Linked DNA regions of Homo sapiens: region 2 is linked to region 1. Evidence: chromatin loops called from intact Hi-C (ENCODE). Cell type or tissue: PC-3. All regions are shown on one strand.

The links. A loop is a pair of places that touch in the nucleus more often than their neighbours do. Peaks named below come from ENCODE experiments on the same cell type or tissue, not always from the same donor. Only the 100,000 strongest peaks of a DNase experiment are listed, where the experiment ranks them.
Region 2: it touches region 1 in a loop (3-fold over the local background); 3 of 110 quality-filtered maps call a loop at or near these places.

The regions. Positions count from the first base shown.
Region 1 is chr3:71,527,925-71,535,924 of GRCh38, reverse strand. All of the region lies in intron 2 of FOXP1 (forkhead box P1), which reads left to right. Among named protein-coding and RNA genes, the nearest start is that of MIR1284, 10 kb to the left of the region's middle. In PC-3, no CTCF peak of the experiment used is centred here; DNase peaks (open chromatin) are centred at 2,614 and 3,044; H3K4me3 peaks cover 1,382 bases; H3K27ac peaks cover 1,914 bases.
Region 2 is chr3:71,464,150-71,472,149 of GRCh38, reverse strand. The region is part of intron 3 of FOXP1 (forkhead box P1); the gene reads left to right. Among named protein-coding and RNA genes, the nearest start is that of MIR1284, 74 kb to the left of the region's middle. In PC-3, no CTCF peak of the experiment used is centred here; no DNase peak of the experiment used is centred here; H3K4me3 peaks cover 565 bases; H3K27ac peaks cover 343 bases.

The DNA of each region.
Region 1 (8,000 bases):
GCCTTGGTGTTGTAGGTAGCTAACAGGCAAGCCAGGGTGGAGGGCACGGGGAGGCGTTGTGTGTATTAGAAGGATCTTGGGATATCTTTAGGACTCTGGGATGCCGCCATATCTCAGAGTGGGGCAGAACCAGGAATGGGAATCACCAGGAGCCTGAACAGAGTTCTCTAATTTCTCATCCCTGTTTCTTTCTCTTCTTTTGAGACAGAGTCTCCCTCTGTCACCCAGTCTGGAGTGTAGTGGTGCGACTGCAGCTTACTGCAGCCTTCACCTCCCAGGCTCAAAGATCCTACCTCAGCCTCCCAAGTAGCTGGGACCACAGGTGCACGCCACCACGTCCAAGCTAACATTTTGTGTTTTTGTTGTTGTTGTTGTTGTTGTTGTTAGAGATGGGTTTTTGTCATATTGCTCAGGCTGGTCTCGAACTCCTGGCCTCAAGTGATCCACCTGCCTTGGCCTCCCAAAGTGCTAGGATTCCAGGCATGAGCCACTGTGCCTGGCCTCATCCCTGTTTCTCGCTGCATATCTCTGCTTTGCCACTGGCTCTCAGCAGACTCGCCCCTCTGCTTCTCAGGCCATGACCTGCTTGCCATGAATTCTGAGTGGACCTATTAAGTTCTCCTCCAGTGAAATAACATCTTACCTGAAGGTCAGGTTCTGAAGTTAGCATATGAGATGAAAATTGCTTATGGTTAAAATATCCTTTCAGAGCCTTGGAAGTCACCAGTAAGCAGGGCCAGATGCACCTGGTTTGTGGGGCATGTGGGATCAAAGACCCACTAAAGGAACACAGGATTTTCAGCTCCTTTTGCTCCCGGGCATTTGCTCATCATTTGCACTATTACTAAATGCTCTTCCCTTCCCTGCTCCTTCTCCAAGCATTGGTACATGTCTTTGTGCTAGTTAAGCTTGAGTACATTGTGATTTCACTAGATCACACTCCCAATTTCAAGTTCAGTGTGAAGAATATAGAGGTTCTGGTTGGTCTAGCCTTGGCCACGTATGTGTCCCTCATAGGTCAGCTCTGGCTTAGAGTGGCTGGTTACATTCAGGAAATGCTCATACTTTTAAATTAAATTTGCAAAAATAAGAGAGAGTCTTGGAACAAATAATGAGAATGAGACCTAGAAAAGTGACAGTTGGAATATGGTCCCTGGCTGTGGTGAGCCCTTAAATAGAGTGTTTTCCAGGGTCTGCATAGAGTCACCTGTGGACTACTGTTGAAATGCAGATTTCTCAACCCCATCCAACCCCACTCTGGCTCTGTCCCATCTTCTAGAGGTTGAGCCAAAGATCTGCATTTTCAAGTAAGCAAACCAGATGAATCTTATCCACACTAAAGTTTAATTACTGCTTATAAGAGGAAGATATTGGGCTGTTTTAACTACATTTGGAGTAAAGCTTTTTAATTCTAGTGAGAAGTGGAGTTGACCTTTGAACTGGGGGTGTCTACTCATACGTGGATTTTTTTTCGACCACATGCAGAGTGAAAACTCAGTGTTGGTGAATGGGAAACCAGTGTATAGGGAGAGCCTTAGGGTTTTTTGTTGTTGTTGTTGTTGTTGTTTTTGACAGAGTTTTTGCCTAGGCTGGAGTGCAATGGCGTGATCTCCACTCACTGCAACCTCCACCCCCCCAGGTCCAAGCGATTCTCCTGCCTTGGCCTCCTGAGTAGCTGGGATTACAGGCGTACGCCACCACACCTGGCTAATTTTGTATTTTTAGTAGAGACAGGGTTTCACTGTGTTGGCCAGGCTGGTCTCGAACTCCTGACCTCAGGTCATCCGCCTGCCTTGGCCTCCCAAATTGCTGAGATTACAGGCGTTTGCCACCGCGCACAGCTGCCTTTGAGGGTTTTGCAGGGCTGACTGCAGGACTTGAGTATGCACGGATTTTGGTCTACTTACGGGTTCTGAACCAGTCCCCCAATATACAGACGGACAACTGTGATTATGCTCCTTCTCTTTTTTGAACAATTGGGCTTCCCGTGACACCAAGGCTTAGGGCTTTTTCTGTATTCATTTTGGGTTACAATCACCTTAAACCCATTTTTGAGGAAGGTGGATTCCAAAGAAATGTTGAGTTCTGTTATTTTTCCTTGTATTTCTTGTAGCTCTCTGGAGGATTGCATCATAATGGCTGAAGACTTTAATTATTCATTCAACAAAAGAATAAGATGGAGACTAAAATTTGTCTGGAGGATGTTTTGCATGTCATCCCAATCTTTGCTATTGCCCCCTTTAAAACACCCGAAAAATAATTCTGCAGAATTAAAGAGTGAGGGGAAGGATTTGAAATTGTTCACAGAACAATAATGGGGTTGGGGACGCCAATTTTCCACACAGTCGAAAATCTGGGTGTAACTTATGATTCCCCAAAACATAACTACCAGAGCTTACTGTAGAACAGAAGCTTTCCTGGTAACATAAACAGTCAATTAACACATATTTTGTATGTTCCATATATAATATATTGCTGTATTCTGACAATAAAGTAAGCTAGAGGAAATGAAATGTTATTAAGAATATCATAAGGAAGACAAAATATATTTACTCTTCATTAAGTGGAAATGACTCATCATCGTTCTTTACATTGAGTAGGCTGAGAAGGTGGAGGAAAGGGAGGGGTTGGTCTTGCTTGTGCAGGGCTGGCAGGGGTGGAAGAAAATCCTCTCATAAGTGGGCCTGTGCACTTCCAACCCAGGTTGTTCAAGGCTCAACTGTACATACCATGATAATGCATCTTGCCTAATTAACAGTTGTGAAATGTTGGAGTTATGTGGTATTTTTATTTCATATTAAGAAAGTCAAAAATATTTTTGTAGCAGTTGAGTTCTCACTGGCCGCTGCAGAAGTATTTGTTAAAACTTGTATGGTAACTTTACCTTCTGGTAGATTCTAAACTCTTTCTTTCTGATTGCAGGAGCAAGATGTATCAACCAGGGTCCTATGCTTTGATTTGGAATGTTTGAATATGACTCATGTTTATTTCCTTCAAGGATGAAGTGTGTATACCTCAGTAGATCCTGTCCCCCGCCTCGCCTCCTGAAAATGTATGCTTAAAAACAAATTATGAAGTTATTGCTAGATATGTGGTTGGAGTGGCCAGTGTAAACTTAGTTGTTGCTTACGGCACTTTCTGTTCTCTGTGGAACAGAAGGGCGGGGCAGGTGGGGAACTGGAAGAAGCAGCTTCCCTTTGCTTTTCCTGCCAAATTTAGTAAAAAAAGAAAAAAAAGAGGGAGGCCCCACCTTGTCTTCATCTCCTGTCTGCACAGTTGGGCATGGATTGGGAGGAGATCTTGCCAACACTGTGAGTTTTAATAAGTTATTTTAAAAATTTCCTACCTTAAGGAAACTCACACTGACACCAAATTAATTTTTTTAAAAAATCATTCCACTAGGACCTGTCTTGCCAACAGTTTTGGGTAAAACACTGAAGGTAAGATGACAGCCATCCAGGGAGTGTATTTGGTTTGTGGGACCATCCACTTTTGGGTGTTTGAGTAACTTCATTAATAGTTTCTTTGTGCCGGCCGTGGTGGCTCATGCCTGTAATCTCAGCACTTTGGGAGGCCGAAGTAGGCAGATCGCTTGAGCTCAGGAGTTGGAGACCAGCCTGGGCAATACGGCAAAACCCCGTCTCTACAAAAAATACAAAAATTTGGGTGTGGTGGCACACATCTGTAGTTCCAGCTACTCAGGAGGCTGAGGCGGGAGGATTGCTTGAGCCCAGGAGGTGGAGGTTGCAGTTAGCCAAGATCACGCCACTGCACACCAGTCTGGGCAACACAGTGAGACCCTGTCTCAAAACAAAAGAATTTTTTTTCTTTGCTGTGCCAGGTGATGGAGGAACTTTTGCAAGAGAGATAAAAAAGAAGACTGCCTATTAAGTCAATGGAAGCCTGTAGGACTTGAGATTTCATTGAAATAAGTAAAAGGAATTGTAGAATTGAGCATGTGGAAGTCGCATAAATGACATTCGGTTTTTTCAGAGTATTCTGAAATGGTGGGGTACACAACACATATAGTTGGGCTATAAATTTCATGCGTCCTCCACTTACCTACATAGTAAGGTAGGAAGATACAAAATCTTGGGTCTAGAACGCTGTAGTTGAAGGATCTGTCTACCTGAACACACAAACGTTCCCAGTTAAGCCTTTTCCATGTAGGTTTCAACTTGTTGGCCCATCCCAAACATCTTTGGCTTGAAGATGGTTACCTTTACCTAGTCAGAAATGATAAATCATTCCTCTCCTAAATGATCACACTGGAGATAACTGTGCAGTCAGGGAAGCAAAACAAAAAAAAGATGGTCATGAGAACATTGGCTGTTGTGTATTTTCTTCTTACTCCTAACAAGGCAGTGTGCTTTCTTTGTTTCCTCACTTATTTGTTTGTTTCCTTCCTTCTTTTTTTTTGTCCAATTTGTTCCTCAAGTAGAGCTCCTCTATTTAAACCAGGGTGGACTGGCAATATAGTGCTCTGAGGTCTTTTCCTGTTGAGGGCCCCAGTTTCTTCCCGTAGAATAGCAGTAGTTTACAGCTGTAACTGGAGCCAGGCCGATAGCTGAGTGGCTTCTTGCTGTGAGCTGCTGCCGGGCAGCTGCCTGTGCTAGTGGAAATGGCAGGCCCCTTCTGAGTGACCTTGGGCAGCGTTACCTTTGTAAATCCCATCTCATCAGGGTCCAGGGATTGAATCCTAAGCCCGGATTTGAACCGATATCTCCTACTTTGCCTGAGCATTGCACTGAGCCCTGGGCCCGGAAGAAATTATATTTATTTATGTGCGTCCCTCCTCAGAGGTGGAGATAGTGGAAATAAGGAACAAAGGTTTTATTCACACCTGAACGCAGATTTAAACATAAGGAAGTGAGAAACAAGTTTTATTAATAGCTGTGCTATTTAGATGGTGCTGTAGGAAGAATCTTGATTTATAAAATTATGATCTACTTCCATTTCCATGGTGGGGGCCCATTTGGGGGCAGAATGGGAAAGTTAGTACAAATTAGCTCAGTCTTTTTCCTTCGCCATTCCTGGATGGGGTTGGGGGGTAGTTTTCTTCAGGTTTTCATTGACCCCTCCATACAGGCTGTAGTCACATGGCCCTGGGTTCAAATCCTAATTTTGTTAGTGTACGGCACATCTCAGCTAAATTGCCCACTCTTCGTTTTCTGGTTGTAAAACTGGAACAATCACACCTACCTTGTTGTCATGAACGTTAAATGAGACAGTGCTTAGAAAGGGCTTAACACAGTATGTGCAACATAATTACTGATTTTGTGAGAAATGACCTTTGAGATTACCTCTGATATGTCAGTTCCCCTTCAGATAGGGAGTGAACAATAGAAAAACTCCTTCCTCCTGCTATACTCTCCATACAGAACACTTACGGTCACCACAATGTGTAGGGGGTTTCTTTCACACCAACTGTCTTGGTCCACTTTGTGTTGCTATAACAGAATCCACAGACTGGATCATTAATAAAGGAAAGAAATTTATTATTATTAGTTATTTCAGTTCTGGAGGCTGGGAAGTTCAAGATTGAGGGGCTGCACCTGTCGAGGGCCTTTTGGGTTATCACGTGGCGGGAGGGTGTGCATGAGAGCAAAAGAGGGCTGAGCTTGCTTCTGTAGCAATCCCACTCTCAGTAATGAACCCACTCCCGAGGTGACAACATTAATCCATTCATGGGGGCAGAGGCCTGATGACCTAATCACCTCTTAAAAGGTCCCATCTCTCAACACTGTTGCACTGGGGATTAAGATTCTACGCATAAACTTAGGGAGATGCATTCAAACCATAGCACTAACCAGTTCTCCAACACCAGCTGGGTGTCCTGTCATTCAATTCAGTTCTGACACCATCTACCTGGAGATGGCATCAGATCCCACAGGTTAAGGGCTCGGCCCCACTAGACTGCCCCTGCTTTGGACACAGGTGCCATGTTGTCACCTATGCTTCTGACCCACCGGCTAGAAATTAGAAGTTTCCTTGACCCCTCCTTGGGTTCAGTCACTAATTAGAATAGCTTACACAACTCTAGGAAACACTTAGGTTTACTGGTTTATTGGAAACAGTATTGTGGTATTACATCAAGGATACTGATGAACAGCCAAATGGAAGACAGTCGCAGGACAAGGTATGTAGGAAGGGGCAAGGAGATGCCATGCCTTCTCTGGAGGTGGCAACCCCAGGAACCTCGACATGTTCAGCATTCAGAAGCTCTCCAAATCCCATCCTTCTGAGTTTCTATGGAGGCTTCGTTATGTAGGCATGATTGATGAAATCATTGGCTATTGGTGATCAACTTAACCTTCAGTCCCTCTCCCCTCTCTGGAAGTCAGAACTTGGAGGTCAGAGGCTGGAGCTGAAAGTTCCCACTCTGCAATCATGTGGCTGGTTTCCCTGGCAACTGGCTCCCCCATCCTGAGGCCTTGCTGCAGTGCCCAGCCATGGCATACAAAAAGACAATTATCACTTTGGGGTTTCCAAAGTTTTTAAGGACTATGTGCCAAGAAACAAGGGCAGAGACCAAATATTTATTTCTTATTATGTCATAAGGAGTTTGATGCAATTTTCCAAAGAGGGCAAAGAGACTTGGGTAAGATAACACACTAGTACTTTCTTTCAAATTTTGACTCAAATTGAACTATCAACATGAAGAGAATATTGTTGTGGCTAATATGCATGTGAAGTATTGAGACATACTAACAAACTGAAAACTTTTTGTCAAGTCACATCAGCAGGAAAACTAAATCATTAGATCAATGGGCAGGAGTGTGCTTTTTCATCCTAGCTGAGTTACAGAGTCGGATGTCAGGAGGTTTGACTTTTGGTTTTCTTTTTATTCATCACAGAAAAGCCTCCTGTATTGAATTCTAAGGTGAGCCTTATAGATAGAGTACACCAGTTAGCTGGTGCAAAGTTTTGCCTTATATGGCAATCTCTTTCAAAACCAGAGATGCTTCTTAGTTTAGCATTACTAAGTTAAACATTCATGATCGCTATTCCTTGAAGATACTTCATACTTCAAGACTGTCTTACAAATCAGCTAGTAAAGAATACCCCTTTGTTTTCCTTCTTTCATACCTAACCCCCACCTTCAGGCCAAAGCTGTGTCTTTGAAGTTCTGAGTGACATTATCCATTCTTACTTGTTTGGGGTAAACTATCTTAAATGTCACATGTTTTGTATGCCTTCTTCCCATATTCCTCTCTTTTTCTTGTTCAAGTAGTCCAGCCCCCTTATTAATTTTGTTTATCCAAGTCAAGTGTTTCTTCAGAATGTACCCTCTACATAAATCAGGGTAAATGACTCCGCATCACTAACTTCAAATTGATCTGTGACCTCTGTGTTCCATGACAATACAGGAGTGGAACGCCAGCAGTCCATATCCTTTGATACTGTGAGTAAGTTTTGAGGACATTAGAAGGTCAAACATTATTTATTATTTCTTTGAGTTTGCTTGATGGCAATCACAGCTCTGTGGAAGTCAATCAAGTCTCTTGATAATTCTGTTTAGGCGGTATATAATTAGGCGTTTAAAATTAGTTAAGTGCCTGTTTTGCTATGCATTTCACATTCTCTTTGGAAGGCATGTTTACCAGATGACTTTGGGGACATCTTTTACTTCAGCTTTTCCCCGAGCTGAGAGTTTGAAAGTTAGGGAATTCTTTCTACTTGTATTACCTGTTTGTCAGCAATTTACTAGAGTTGTTTTTGTTTAACACTGAACAAATGCCGGGAGGTGTAAGCACAAACATGTTTTCATAAAGAGAACCAAGAAGAAACCACAATAGTGACTGCATTGTTGGGGATCTGCATTTTTAGGTGTGTGAGTATTTCTTAAAAAAACAATAAACCATCTATACACAAAGTCTCTTTGCTTTTTTCCTGGCATCTTGATGTCCTGTAGACACCGTGGTCTTTCTCTTTGAATGACCCAAAGTCTGTATCATTACTGCAGAATTGCTGTCTGAAAATTAAAACATGGGATAGTG
Region 2 (8,000 bases), 64 kb after region 1:
TATAACTCCTCCCCCAACAAAAATATGACCCTAAAGGCAATGAAGCACACAAAACATAATGAAAAACTATAAAACGTACCTTCTAGCATCGACTTTTAGTGACTCACTGACTTCATAATAAAATGTAAATGTAATTACATTTGGCCATCTTCTACCATTAGGCAAACTGGAGGAAGAAGTACAGGGAACCTCTCCCAGTAGGGCTGTAGAACAAATTCAGATAAATCTTTAAACCTGGGAGTCACCTGGTGTTATGCTGCCGGGTCTTTCTTGGTCTGCTCAGATGGAACCACTTTGAATCATCAGAACATGGAGTTATCATTTTATTCACCTGGGAACGTGGTAAAGCTGCCGCTGTATTCCAGGATTATATGATTCTTAAGATATTGGTGATTCATAAAGTGACACAGTAACAAAACATGTGGGGTCCTTGAAGGTATGGCTTTCAGGGTGGACTGTCTCATTTCTACCTTTTTTTTTCTTTTCTATCACTTGAGTATTCAATTTGCATGTCCGCTATAAACGTAAACTTAGCCTGTGTTCCATCTGAGTTGAAAAGAATGGAACATTGTTATAGTTTTGCCTAAAAGGAAGGCCCTGCAGTTGTTTTGAATCCTTTGTGGAATGACTAGAAGGTGTATACTCAAAACATTCGTTTGTACTCTGGGTGATTATTGGTGGGATATACCATTTTTGTGTTATATTGGGTACAGTAGAAAAATCTGAAAAGTGTGACCTAATATTCCCATTGACAAACCTCAGTTATTTCGCCCTGTTCTTTTCCTTTATAACACTTGTCAAAGTTTATAATTATATACATATAATTAATTTTTGGTGTATGTTTACTATAACATATAATAAACATAAAAGTGTACTTATTATACTATATAATTTATATATATAATTAAATATGTGTATTTGTGTATGTTTATTCAATGTAAACTTTTCCCCTTTGGGGTGTAAACCTCATAAGAGCACAGACCATGTCAATTTTTGTAACCATCTAGCACACAGTAGGATGCAGTAAATAGTTGTTGAATCAATGTTTTGTCCAAGCAAGGAAACAGAATAATAATGGTGAACATGTATTTAATATTTAATGTAGCAGATTCTTTGTGAAATGCTATACAGGGATTATCCCACTTACCCTTGCCACAAGTCTTTAGGTGGTCACTCTCTAACTGCTCCCATTGTAGAGGTAGGAAGCTGAGGCTTAGGAAGGTTAAGGCACAGACTCATGGTCACGTGGGTGCAAGTACCATTCAAATCCAGTTCTGTCTGTCTCAGAAGCTTATGCCATTCAAGACTAGTTGATACACTGAATAGTTGAAGTTTATGAGATCTCCTAGTTCAGCAGTATTTCTCTCTGCAATATTCAGTGTTTTCTTTTCTTTTCTTTTCTTTTTTTCTGGAGACAGAAGTGTTGCTCTGTTGCCCAGGCTGGAGGGCAGTGGTGTGATATCTGCTCATTGCAACCTCTGCCTCCGGGTTCAAGCAATTCTCGTGCCTCAGCCTCCCAAATAGCTGGGACTACAGGAGCGCACACCACGTCTGGCTAATTTTTTGTATTTTTGGTGGAGACGCGGTTCACCATGTTGCCCAGACTGGTCTTGAACTCCTGAGCTCAGGCAATCTGCCCTCCTCAGCCTCCCAAAGTGCTGGGATTAAAGGCGTGAGCCACCGCACCGGCCTCAAACGTTGTTTTTTAAGGAAAGCCATTAGGATTTGACTCAAGTCATTAAGAAAGAAGAATTACTTATGAATAACAACAATAATAGTAACACACATTCTCTTAGCTGTGTATTAGGTATTCCACTAAGCTCTTTGTACAAATTAACTGATTTTATCTGTATAACAACTCTATGTGGTAGATACTGTTATTATTCCTGTTTTACAGATGAAGAAACAGGCTCAGGAAGGTTAAGGAGATGTTAAATAACTTACCCACGGTCACACAGCTAGAATGTAGGAGAGAACACATTAATAAATTACTTTAGAACTTCTTTCCAAAGGACAGTAGGAGCTAGAGACTCAAAATTCCTTTTTTATGTTTTATGAATATTTTATTTTTATTAATTTTATTTTATTAATATTTTATTTTATTTTATCTGCAATATTTTGAAATCAGGAGGCAGTTGGAAAGCGAGAGGAGAGAGAGATCACCAGGGCTGTGAGTTTTTAGAGTTCATAGATTACCCCACATGAGGCCATTTCTGTCCTACAGACAGGATGCTGCCTATAGGTGTTGCTTTGAATTTTATCTATAGGCATAAGACCAAAGAACTTGCAGGGATGTGGAGAGCTACTGCACATCATCTGTGTGCAAAATTCACTGGGGGGGAACTGATATTTGAGAAAGTTCCAGTGAAAAATCGGGCTTTCAGTTGAGGGTGGTCTGCAGCTTTTACGGTTTTTAGCTCCCTGGCTTTCCATTTTGGCTTTTGCTTCTTTTCCTCCCTCATTACATTCAGCAAGGAAATGGACACTCTAATATGATCATCAAAGCCCAGCTAAGATTTCATAATTACCAGTTGGTAATCCATGTGAATTTCTGTGTGGGCTAAGTCACTTAGTAGATGTTATTTTCTTCATCATACTCCCATTTGGATCCCAGGAATGACTCAAGAAATTTGCTTCTTTCCTCAATTAAAATGGAAACAATTTTGCAACTGTTTGTTTGAGGGAAGACTGGCTTTACAAGAAGGTGACTTAGAAGGGGTGGTTTTCTGGGAAAGAGATTAAACTATAGAATGGTCCTGTGTGTTTTAAATAATGCTGACATATTTTGTTGATGCTGGCTATTTTATTTGATTGCTATCCGTTCTGAAGTCTTCCCCTCCTTTTTCCTTCTTTGAAATCTGTTGGTTACTATGGAAACAGTGTTGTTTTGGGTTTGGGTGGAGCTGTATCCACAAATGCAGTATAAAGTCATTTATAAAATGGGTTAATATTTATTCTGGCTGGGCATATATGGAACTTGATGTAATGATAATCATGATCACACATGCAGAATAAATTTGCACTTTTATTGTTATTTTCTTAGTCAGTCTAAATGTGTGCCATTTTGCTTGGAATGCACTGTCATTTCCTCTCTGATTTGGATATTGCCATTTACAAGGCAACACCCAGCGCCGGTGGAATTGCTCTGAGTTGGAAGTATTCGACAGGCCTCAAACATCCCTGGGTCCAAATTCTCATTCAGGAGAGTGACTCCTGAGATATCTTTTGTGTCTTGCTCAAGCACCCACATGCCAACGTGGTCCTGCTCGTTTTTCTCTTTCAGATCTTCAGTCAAGTGGAGTTGTCTGGTGCTTCTCCTTTCACACTGATGCTTGTGTCAGCAGTGAAGTGCTGTTCTTAAAAGCCTCACATGATTCAGGATGTATTAATGAGAGTCCATGAAAGAGTCACGGCCAGTGACTTGTCCAGGCCCCAGGGGGAAAACAAGGAAAGGGTAGGGATTTGGGAAAGGCTGTAGAGGTGATCCATGGCAATGATGAAAGGGTGGTGAATGGGATCTTTTTAGAACGGTTAAAGGAATGGAAACTACTTAACATATAGAGGAGAAGCCTGGTTTGGGGGTGGGTGGGAGTTTTAATGTCTTTATACATAACAAAAGGAATTGTAAGCAAGGGGCTGTTCACCCCGCTGTTCTCCAGAGACCTAACATTAGAAAGGTATCACGTGTCGAAGAGCAGGTGAGATCCCTGTGTGATGTGAGAACATGGCAAGAGTCTTTCAAGGTAGCCCGACTCTGGAACAGGACAGTCACACCAAGGAGAAATGTTGGGGTCCTTCACCTTCACGTCAATCAGGCATACTTATTGACATTTGGTGGCTGATTTGCAAATCCTTTTTGAAGCCAAGCAATGACTTAGATGACCCTTTGGAAATTTCTTACAGACTCCTGAGTTCAATTTATGTCATCATATCGTGATTGAATTTTTGAAATTCATTTTTTCAAATGTTTGGACAGGTATTTTTATCTCACCAAAAATGAATACAGGAATGTGAAAGAAAAAAAAAAACATTGCTTCTCCAAGGATTAAAAATCCCACCTAATGAGGACTGTTGGAATGATCAGGTATCTTGATCTTATATTTAACAATGCTGTGACCCTTTATGGTACCTTAAATAAGGGTGGATCTACTTTTCCAAGTCCATTCAGCTAAGAAGAGTTTTGGTAGATCATGAATAGACTTGTAACATATTGGAATCTGTGGAACCTTGTAGATTGTCAGGATTGGTGGCTCACAAAGCACGGTCCCTGTACTGCAGCATCAGCATCATCTGGAAATTTGGTAGAAGTGCGTTCATGGGTCCTATTCCAGACCTCCTGAATCAGAAACTCAAAGAGGGAGATCCAACGATCTTTGTTTTAACAAGTCTTTCAGTATGAGAATTACTGGGCTCCACCATCCCTCATTTACTTAGAAGATTAGCATAGTAATATAAAGTTTTGGGCTAATTGGCAGTCTTTGTCATTGTTGCCATGGTGACCAATTAACCTGGCTCAGGAAAAGGAAAGTTTTTTTAGCCACAGGCTACCCCCAACTATCTTATAAAGACGTTTTCTTCCTTTAATACAAGAGCTGTCGTGGCATGGCTGAGGACACACCTTGAACAATAGTAAGGAGGAAGTCCCTGGATAAAGGGCCGCCGTGTCTTAGAATAATGTATTAAAATCATTTTCATCAGTCATTTCTTTTTGGGGAGATTCCATTTGTCCACCACCCACCCACCTACCCATGTATCCTTCTATTAACTTGTCTTTTCATCCATCTACCCATCCAATCATCCAACAATTCTTTGCTGAAATCCTACTTCGTTCCAGGTACTGTGTGGTGAATGAAGCAGAAGGAAGAAATTTATCATCCTCTGAACGTTACTGGTATATAGGTATATATGTGTGTGTATGTATATATGTATGTGTATATATATGTATGTGCATAGGCATAAGTATGTATGCATGTACGTGTATGTATATATACGTGTATGTTTGTTATATACACATACATACACACACACGTACACACACATATAATAATGTTTCCTTTTTCTCAAGCTCGCAACATCTGTGGTGCCCAAAGCCCAAGTACCCAGTCACCTCCTTCAGCATTTTTTTCTTTTTGTTTTTCTGGCCTTGGGCTGGCTCCCCAACCCACTAAATTCTCCTGCAGTAACATGAGTTTTCCCATTGAAGCTAAGTGTTCATTAAATTGTAAAGACAAACAAAACGTATCCAAGGATAAGTATCACTTGAGAAACACAGATGTCATCATTCCTGGCATGTGTCTGTGTTTAGAGCTTGTACCTGCGTCTCTCATGTAGAACTATATGGTAAGGAGAGGGAAGATGCAACCCCCTGCCCTAGGCAGTGCTCTTTGTGACCTTCCCGATGGTCGGATATATCTTTCTACTTTCTCCCTGTAAACTCTGGGGTGGGGCTCACGTCCCTGCACTCAGCGCTGAGTCAGCATCAGACTCCGCCTCCATTGTCCAGTGTTGTTTTCTGCACCCACCCCCTAAGCTATTTTCTCAATGGAAGAGGAAGGAAAAAAAAATTCCGCTGAAAACAATCCAATCCCGATCAGATTCGCATAGCATAATAAACGCTTGTTTGGACATTGCTTGGACTGTCATTTTAGCAAGAATCTTCTGTTTGATTAAATAGCTTCTCTGTTATGTATTGAACAAAATGAAATGTATGTCATAACAGATATAACTAGATGATGACAACTTTCCTTGACTGTGAATTTCATTAAAGATATACATTTGTGTTGTATCCCTTTGAATGACAGAAGTTGACAAATAGCTGGGGAAAGTTGTTTTCTGGAGAAAAGTTAGCAGCTCGCCTGTTCAGATTTTTTCCAGCCCCAAGACAAAAATAAGGGCAGGCCAGGAAAGCAGAGAGGTTGGGTACTGTCGAGCAGCAGTCAGTGGTGGAGAGAAGGCAGAGGAAGCGTCCTTGAAAGGTCTGGGGCAGGCTTAGGATGGGCTGGCATCTGTTTCCAAGGGGTCTGTACGCACTTGTGCCTGGTTGCCAGCTTTATAAGTGTTTCGTTTTATCTGTCCAGCATGTTGCTTAGATCAATGGTCCCCAACCTTTTTGGCACCGGGGACTTGTTTCATGGAAGACAGTTTTTCCATGGATGCGAGGGGTTGGGGGTAGTGGTTTCCAGATGAAACTGTTCCACCTCAGATCATCAGGCATTAGTTAGGTTCTCATAAGGAGTGCACAACCTAGATCCCTCACATGCACAGTTCACAATAGGGTTCGCCCTCCTGTGAGAATCCAATGCCGCTGCTGATGTGACAGGAGGCGGAGCTCAGGCTGTAATGCTTGCTTGCCCTCTGCTCACTTCTTGTGCATCCGGTTTCCTAACGGGCCATGGGCTGGTACGTGTCTGTGGCCTGGGGGTTAAGGACCCCTAGCTTAGATGGATGGAAAGATGGATTTGCTCTTTTTTTAAACTCTTAGAGCACCTCCACTGTGCTAAGACAACAATGAGTGAAACCAAGCACGGACCCTGCCCTTGTGGAGCATTGCATGAATAAACGTGAGGTTTCAGTGCCATCTTCAGTGATGTAAAACAGAGGCTGTGGGACGTGCACAAGGTTAGATTTCACAGAGCAGGGAGTTAGACGGCTTAGGTTAGACCACGTCCTGGCTGTTCCATCTTAAGCAAATTCCTTAAGCACCCAGTGCCTCAGTTTTCCCATCTGCTGAGTGGAGATCATATTAGTCTCCACTTCATAGCATTGTTATGAAGAAGATGACAATTCTAGCCTGGCCCTCTTCTTCTTCTTCTTCTTCTTCTTCTTTTTTTTTTTTTTTTTCTGAGACAGAGTTTCACTCTTGTTGCCCAGGCTGGAGTGCAATGGTGTGATCTCGGCTCACCACAATCTCTGCCTCCCAGGTTCAAGCAATTCTCCTGTCTCAGCCTCCCAAGTAGCCGGGATTACAGACATGTGCCACCACGCCCAGCTAATTTTGTATTTTCAATAGAGACGGGGTTTCTCCTTGTTGGTCAGGCTGGTCTTGAACTCCTGACCTCAGGTGATCCGCCTACCTCGGACTCCCAAAGTGCTGGGATTACAGGCTTAAGCCACTGTGCCCAGCCTTAGCCTGGCCATCTTCTAAGTGCTTACAATAGCTCACTGGATCCACACATGGTAGAAAACCCTATGAGGCAGGTGCTACAGTCTCCATTTTACAGATGAGGAAACTAAGGGTTAGATGTCAAGTAGCTCCTATGAGGTTATGTAAGGGGAAGGGGGGCAGTTTGGAGACTAGACTTGGGGCAGTCTGGTTTCCCACTTCTGCTTAGTCCCCTGCTTGCCACAAAGTCAGTCCTCTGTGTGTGCCACCTTTGTAATGGCTAGTCAAGGGCCTCGGCTTCCCTGAGGAAGTGACTGTTGAGCGGAAATCAGAGAGGCCACTTGTCTTCAGTCATCCCCTCACCTTGGGGGTGAAAAGGGTAGAGCAGAGGCCAGCTTGCTTCTTGGCAGTGCCTATGGAGAAGGGCTGTTTTTTGAAAGTGCCAGGTCGGGGGGAGGGCATCTTGCTATTTGGCTTCTTGACTTCCCAACTCCCAGGAGCCAGAGGAACCCTGGCTCCAGTCAACTCCCAAAGAGGCTGAGCATGGAACAGTAGTAACTTGGCCTCTGATTCACCTTCCCCCTCTCAGGAGAGCACTCCAACTTGTGTGGGGCCTTTAAGGAGACATCTCTGGGGCCCTCTTTGGAGGTCGCTGACTTTGGCAGTGAGCCGAGAGCCCCGCACTGTGGGGAGCAGGGCATTCTCTGGGGATGCTGGTCACCTGCTCCCGACTTGCAGACCTGTAGGCAGTTACCTTGTTTTCCTTCTTTTTGAGACAGGATCTCGTTCTGTCGCCCAGGCTGGAGTGCAGTGATACGATTATGGCTCACTGCAACCTCCGTCTCCCGGGCTCAGTTGATCCGCCCACTTCAACTCCCAAGTAGCTGGGACCACAGCA